2 separate regions of the Homo sapiens genome follow, and region 2 is linked to region 1. A link is an interaction called in ENCODE POLR2A ChIA-PET data of the cell type or tissue named here. Cell type or tissue: OCI-LY7. All regions are shown on one strand. Region 1 overlaps FBXL20 (F-box and leucine rich repeat protein 20). Region 2 overlaps FBXO47 (F-box protein 47).

What was found. ChIA-PET counts read pairs that join two places held together with the same protein. Peaks named below come from ENCODE experiments on the same cell type or tissue, not always from the same donor. Only the 100,000 strongest peaks of a DNase experiment are listed, where the experiment ranks them.
Region 2: POLR2A ChIA-PET joins it to region 1 with 5 read pairs; 1 of 35 experiments calls an interaction of 5 or more read pairs at or near these places.

The regions. Positions count from the first base shown.
Region 1 is chr17:39,304,903-39,308,902 of GRCh38, reverse strand. All of the region lies in intron 2 of FBXL20 (F-box and leucine rich repeat protein 20), which reads left to right. Among named protein-coding and RNA genes, the nearest start is that of MIR548BC, 9.5 kb to the right of the region's middle. In OCI-LY7, no CTCF peak of the experiment used is centred here; a DNase peak (open chromatin) is centred at 2,182; H3K4me3 peaks cover 1,192 bases; H3K27ac peaks cover 1,404 bases.
Region 2 is chr17:38,956,545-38,960,544 of GRCh38, reverse strand. FBXO47 (F-box protein 47) reads left to right here. Exons shown (of 11, transcript NM_001008777.3): 4 at 3,292-3,368. Among named protein-coding and RNA genes, the nearest start is that of FBXO47, 8.9 kb to the left of the region's middle. In OCI-LY7, no CTCF peak of the experiment used is centred here; no DNase peak of the experiment used is centred here; H3K27ac peaks cover 516 bases.

The DNA of each region.
Region 1 (4,000 bases):
TGTATTCCTCTCTACCTTTTAAAAAATTTTTTATTGTAGGCCAGGTGCGGTGGCTCACTCCTGTAATCCCAGCACTTTGGGAGGCTGAGGCGGGTGGATCAGGAAGCCAGGAGATTGAGACCATCCTGATTAACACAGTGAAACCCCGTCTCTACTGAAAATACAAAAAATTAGCCGGGCGTGGTGGTTCGGCGCCTGTAGTGCCAGCTACTCAGGAGGCTGAGGCAGGAGAATGGCATGAATCTGGGAGGGGGAGCTTGCAGGGAACCAAGATTGTGCCACTGCACTCCAGCCTGGGTGACAGAGCAAGACTCCGTCTCAAAAAAAAAAAAAATTATTGTATTAAAAATTTTTTTGATTTTTTATTTCCCACCATTCTAATAGAAACCTATTTTTTTTTCTTTTTTTAAGAGACAGTCTGGCTCTGTTGCCCAGGCCAAAGCATAGTGGGGTGATCACAGTTCCCTACAGCCACTTACTCCTGAGCTCAAGTGATCCTCTTTCCTTAGCCCCCTGGATAGCTAGGACTACAGGCGTGCACCACAATCCTCAGCTAAATTTTTTCATTTTTACAGAGTCGGGGTCTCACTGTGTTGCCCATACTGGCCTCAAACTCCTGGCCATGGGCCAGGTGTGGTGACACACGCCTGTAATGCCCGCACTTTGGGAGGCCAAGGTGGGTAGATCACCTGAGCCCAGGAGCTCGAGACCAGCCTGGGCAACATGGCAAAACCCTGTCTTTAGGAAAAAAAAAAAAAAAGATCAAACTTTTGGCCGCAAGTGATCCTCCACCTGCCTTGGCCTCCCAGAGTGCTAGGATTATATATAGGTGTGAGCCACCATGCCTGGCCTGGCTTCCCCTAGACTTAGAATACAGTTGAAATCATTTACTATGTCCACAAAGTCTTTTAAATTTTTTTTTTTTTTTTTTTGAAATGATGTCTTGCTCTGTTGCCCAGGTTGGAGTGCAGTGGAGCCATCTCAGCTTACTGCAACCTCTGCCTCCCAAGTTGTAGCGATTCTCCTGCCTCAGCCTCCCAAGTAGCTAGGATTACAGGCACTTGCCACCACACCCAGCTAGTTTTTGTATTATTAGTAGAGACAGAGTTTCACCATGTTGGCCAGGCTAGTCTTGGAATCCTGACCTCAGGTGATCCACCCGCCTCGGCCTCCCAAAGTGCTGGGGATTACAGGTGTGAGCCACTGCGCCCAGTCTTTTTTTTAACATATTCTGGCCCTTGACTAACAGAAGTTTGTTCAATATCCTCATCTATAAGATGGGAATGCTAATAGTACCTATCTTATAGAATTGTTTTAAGGAGTCATTGGATTAGTATGTAAATTTACACACTTAGAATGATACCTGGTACATAATTAAGAACTCAGTATAGGGTTGTGCTGCTGCTGCAGTCCAGCTTCACTGTCTATTCTGATCTTCAAACATTCGTTTGTCATACACCCACTATTTCGTCTACTGGAATGCTCTTCTCCCCAGATCTTGGCAATCTGTTTCCTTTGATCATTTAGATCTTAAATCAAATACCTACTCCTAGGGGAGGCTTTCCTTGACCACCCTTCTATCACATTACTCAGCTTTATGTTTTTTATAGTACTCATCACTAATTGAAATTTTCTCATATATTTTACTTATTTTTTATCTACCTCCAGCCCCTATGCCGTGAGTTACTCAACAGTAGGGACTTAAAACAGTGCCCGTAGATAGCAGGTGGTAAAAATGTTTTTTGAATGAAACTCACCACCCTCCAAATCAGAATGTTTTTCTTTCCTTTCAGGCAAGCTGAAAAATTATAACCACAGCTTCAGATACTGCTCATCATTTTAACTAGATGTTTCCCCCTTTTGTATCCACCTATCCGGTTCTCCTTAGAGAAGGCAGATTCTCTAGACATTATTCACTATAATTGGTCTCTGGGCTTTTATTCAGGGATTTTCCTGTCCCTTGCTGGTGTCTTGCTGAGATTGCAGGATATAGATCAGTTATATTTGCTTTCCGTGTTGCTCCTTGCTTAACCCTCCCAGCTTATTTAATTTATTATCAGTTTTAAACAGTCCCTTACATGGGCCTCTACAGTTGGAGAAAAATCAAAATATCAGAAATCTGTTAGAGGAAGTAAATGTGTAAGAAAACCTAAGGGAAGATTCTTGAAACCAGTTCAGTTGCTATTAATAGTTTTTCTGACATCATGCAAATATTTCAATCACCAAAAGCACTTTCTGCTTCAAAACTGAAAATATTTAAAATAGTGTGATACTGGCATAAAGCAGACATAGACCAATGGAATAGAATAGAGAGCTCAGAAATAAACCTTCACATATATGGTCAAATGATTTTTGTCAAAAATGCCAGGACCATTCAGTGGGGAAAAGTACAGTCTTTTCAATAAATGGTCTTGCAAAGACCTATATCTAAGAACTAAAATTATAAAATCTTTGGAAGAAAACAGGAGAAAAACTTCATGACATTGAGTTTAGCAGTGATTTCTTGGATTTGACACCAAAAGTTCAGGAAATGAAAGAAAAAATAGATAAAGTGGATTACATCAAAATTTAAAACTTGTTTTAAAGCCTGGCGTGTGGTGGTGGGATGCCTGTAATCCCAGCTACTCGGAAGGCTGAGACAGGCGAATCACGTGACCCCAAGAGGCTGAGGTTGCAGTGAGCCGAGATGGTGCCACTGCACTCCAGCCTGGGCGACAGAGCAAAACTCCGTCTTAAAAAAAAAAAAAAGAACTCACTCTATCACCCAGGCTGGAGTACAGTGCTGTGATTGTAGCTTACTGCAGCCTCAAACTGAACACAATAGATCCTCCTACATCAGCTTCCCAAGTAGCTGGAACTACAGGCATATACCAGCATGCCTGGCTACTTTGTTTTTTTTTGTTTGTTTGTTTTTTGAGACACAGTCTCACTCTTGTCTCCCAGGCTGGAGTACAATGGCACCATCTCGGCTCACTGCAACCTCCACCTCCCAGGTTCAAGCGATTCTTCTGTCTCAGCCTCCCGAGTAGCTGGGATTACAAGCGCCCCCACCACCACGCCTGGCTAATTTTGTATTTTTAGTAGAAACGGGGTTTCACCATGTTTGTCAGGCTGGTCTCGAACTCCTGACCTCAGATGACCCACCCACCTCAGCCTCCCAAAATGCTGGGATTACAGTCGTGAGCCACTGTTCCCGGCTTAATTTTTAAAATTTTTGTAGAGACAGGGTCTCACTGTATTTTCCAGGCTGTTCTCAAACTCTTGGCCTCAAGTTATCCTCCTGCCCTCACATCCCAAAATGGTGGAATTACAGGTTTTAGCCATCATGCCTAGCCAAAGCTATGTTTTTTCTTTTCTTTTTTAAAATAGGGAGCCTCACTGTGTTGCCCAGGCTGGTCTTGAACTCCTGGCCTCTAGCAGTCTTTCCACTTCAGCCTCCCAAAGAGGTGGGATTATAGGCATGAGCCACCTTGCCTGATCTCCCATTCACTTTTATTTCCAGGATTCCCTGAACTATTTGCACAGGTAGCTTATGGTGTGGTTTATCAGGCTTTCAGCAAATAACTTATTGGTCTACTTCAAAATAAATACTTATTTGCCTTCTATAAGGCTGAGAAAAATTCTAGACAGTAAATATTTTCTAACATTGCTGTGTTAAAGGAGTCTTGTAATTTATTAAATTAGAATGAAATATGTAGAGATCTAACTTTTTTTAATTTATATTTTGTTTCTGGGTTTTTTTTTCTAGACATTTAACATTTTTCATTGCTGTTTTTTAGGCTTTATTAAATTATCTTTTTTTCTTCATAACTGTAAAATACTTCATTAAGATCCTTCCCAGCAGGGGCTGGGTGTGGTGGCTCACGCCTGTAATCCCAGCACTTTGGGAGGCTGAGACAGGGCGGATAACCTGACATCAGGAGTTTGAGACCAGCCTGCCCAACACGGTGAAACCCCATCTCTACTAAAAACACAAAAATTACCCGGGCGTGGTAGTGGA
Region 2 (4,000 bases), 350 kb after region 1:
TGAAAGAAATTTTTCTCCCTGATCAAGTCTCAATTGCTTAAACTAACAAAAACACTAAGACAATTATATGTATAATTCAGTAAAAAGTACAAATATGTATTGATCTTAATTGCTTTTTTAAATGGTTTTATTCATGTAAGGATTTCAACTTTCTATTTAATTTTGATGCAAACACTTGGTTTATGACTAATTCTTTAAGTAAATGTTTGATATACTTACCATTTTCTCATATCGTCATTCTTACCTGATCTATTATTGTTTTCACTATTTTTTTTTTTGAGATGGGATCTTGCAGTGTTGCCCAGGCTGGCCCGTACTCCTGGGCACAATCGATCCTCCTGCCTCAGCCTCCTGAGTATCTGAAACTACAGGCATGTGTGACTGCATCCAGCCTTATTTTCAGACATTAAAATAAGATTTTCAGAATGCTGTGCTTTGGGCCGGGCGCAGTGGCTCATGCCTGTAATCCCAGCACTTTGGAAAGCTGAGGTGGGAGGATCGCTTGAGCCCAGGAGTTCAAGACCAGCCTGGGTAACATAGGGAGATCCCCATTTATACAAAAAATTAAAAAATTATCTGGGCATGGCGGCCCAGCTGAAAGCTGAAAAAAATCATGAGGTTCAGGCATATATTTTCCTACCATATATCTTATTTTTAGTTTGAGGACATTTGCCCTCATAGGAATGTTAACAGTGTATTGCCATTTTAGGAAAATAGAATGTTTAAAGTTAGAGGAAACAAATTAGAGGACAAAACCTGTTGTCCCAGCTACTCAGGATGCTGAGGTGGGAGGGTTACTTGAGCCGCAGAGGTTGAGGCTGAAGTGAGTCAATTGTGAAAATGCACTCCGGCCTTGGCAACAGAGTGAGACCCTGTCTCATATTCATACACACACACACACACACACACACACACACACAATGCTTTGAAGAATAATTTTCTTTTTTTTTTTTTTTTTTTTTTTTGAGGCAGAGTCTCACTCTGTTGCCCAGACTGGAGTGCAATGGCACAGCCTCGGCTCACTGCAACCTCTGCCTCCTGGGTTCAAGCGATTCTCATGCCTCAGCATCTCCAGTAACTGGGATTACAGGCATGCACCACCATGTCTAACTAATTTTTGTATTAGTAGAGACAGGGTTTCACTATGTTGGCCAGGCTGGTCTCGAACTCCTGTCCTCAAGTGATCTGCCCTCCTCAGCCTCTCAAAGTGCTGGGATTACAGGAGTGAGCCACCGTACTCGGCCAATTATAAATTTTAATTTGTTTCTTCACATAAAACAGAGCAGATGGCCAATGTGGAAAGAACATTACATCTGACTCTATTTAGGGAAGAACTTTAAAAAAGTTAGTCTCTAAAGGGTATAGCAGAGCACCTGTGGTTGTTTTTTTTTTTTAAACAGCCAGTATTGGGTTTTATGGTAAGTTGTAATCCTTAAAAATAGGAGTTTTATATTAGGCAGTCAGCATACCAAAATAAGGCTGGATGCAGTCACACATGCCTGTAGTCCCAGATACTCAGGAGGCTGAGGCAGGAGGATCAATTGTGCCCAGGAGTAGAATTCTAAGAATTAATGCCTGGAATTCCTTAGTTATTATATGCTGTGAAACTGGATACCAATGTATGAAGGGAAAGAACTCAGCTTAAAAACCAAACACTGAAAAATGTCTTTTTTTTCCCTTAGTTGTCAAGTATGAAAAATGTCTTTTTATATACAAAAATAAAGAGGGTTTTTGTTTAAAACAATTCTGTTCATGTGTTACTCAAACATAGCAACTTCTAAAAATAAGTTAGACTCCTGTAGATTCTTCAGAATTATATAAAGTAATTATAATATGTAAAAAAGTAAATAGAAGATGAAAGCTGAAAAAAGTCATAAGGTTCAGGTATGTATTTTCCTACCATATATCTTATTTTTAGTTTGAGGACATTTGCCCTCATAGGAATGTTAACAATGTATGGCCATTTTAGGAAAATAGAACGTTTAAAGTTAGAGGAAACAAATCATACACTTCCTGTCACTGTAGCTCAAGTTACACATCTCACTGAGAAATTGAGGAGTTTTTTTTTTTTTCTTTTTAAAGTATCTGTACACAAAATCTTATACATTCTTAACATGCAAGTCCCATAAAAGGATATCTTAGAAGGAAGAGATGGATATTTCATCCTAACTGGATACTTTCTGTGGGGAAAAAAAAAATCTAGCTTCTGAAATTTTAAGTACTTATGACTTAAATTTTTGTATTTGGAGAGAGGGATACACAACCTGTTTTCTCGGCCCAACGCAATTTATTCCCAGTGCTTTGGGAGGTCAAGGTGGAAGGATTACTTGAGCCCAGGAATTCGAGACCAGCCTGGGCAACAAAGCAAGACCCTGTCTCTACAAAAAAAATGTTTTTTAAAAATTGGCTGGGCTTGGGCCGGGCATGGTGGTTCACACCTGTAATCCCAGAACTTTGGGAGGCCGAGGCAGGCGGATCATGAGGTCAAGAGATCGAGACCATCCTGGCCAACATGGTGAAACCTCGTCACTAAAAATACATAAATTAGCTGGGCGTGGTGGTGTGCACTTGTAGTCCCAGCTACTCGGGAGGCTGAGGCAGGAGAATCACTTGAACCTGGGAGGTGGAGGTTGCAGTGAGCGGAGATCACGCCACTGCACTTCATCCTGGCAACAGAACGAGACTCTGTATCAAGAAAAATAAAATAAAATTAGCTGGGCTTGGTGGCACACACGAGGATCACTGGAGCCCACAAGGTCGAGACTGCAGTGAGCCATGATGGCATGCCACTGCACTTCAGCCTGGGCGACAGAGTAAGACCTTGTCTCAAAAAAAAAAAAAAAAAAGAAAAATCAGTTTTCTCATTCTTTCCATGTTTTAGATTAACAACTCTTAAAACATATTCCTTTGTGGACATGAGGTTAATTTCAAGAGATATTGAAATCTGTTTTCTGTGGAATAAAGACAAAATAAAATTTCTCTAGTGTGTCTTTGTCTTATTGTATCTTTTATACTCTATGTATTTTTCCATGTGTCCTATAGTAGCAATTTAACAATTTTTTGCAAGATTTTATGCCAAGGCCTCTTAGATGAGCATCAGAGTCACTTGGTAAATACCATAAATGGAAAGTGTTTTGCACCCTTCCTCCCAAACTTTCTCTTAGAAATCATATCAACTCATAGTCCACTGTGATATACCATACTTGACTTTCAGGAAACATTATTCTGTGCTCTATTGATGTTCTTAATTGTATTGTTGTCATTTTTTCTTATGTCTCTTTACTTTCTTAGGTCTACTGTTTAAAAGATGCACATTGCTGCTACCCACCAAGGAAAGGCTAAAATACATTCACAAGATACTCACAGAAGTAAGATCATACTTCTAAATTAGTTTACAATCTTGATTTCCAGTAAAGATATTTTATTATTATCTTATGCTCATTTTACTCTATATTAGTAGAATTTCATGAATTAGCACTAAAAAATTGATTTATTATAATCTAATACTTTACCAAGTACTTCGAGATTATATAATGTCAAAATGTAGTAATCTTTCACTTGTTTATAAAACAATTTTCATATATAACTAAGCACATCATTCAAGTTTATTAGGTTTGTCAGAGTATAAAGTATATTTTACACCACATACAAATCCTGAGGAAGTTTTAAAGTAGTGATGTAGATATTGTATTAAAGTGAAATAATTTCTGAATTTTGAAATTTTATTGTTTAAATGTATAGAAACATGGGAAAGTATTTTAATATATAAAATGACAAACATTTTATGATAATAGACTTGGAAATGTGTATTAATATGTTTGGGCATAGTCTCTTTATAAGACTCAATTTTATATACAAATCCAAGCATATGTCCAACTCTTGATGGTTCAGTTCTACACTCAGTGGTATCTGCTGTTTCTGATACACTGACTTTTTCTTTTTTTTTTTTTTTTGTTGAGACAGAGTCTCGCTCTTGTCACCCAGGCTGGAGTGCAGCAGC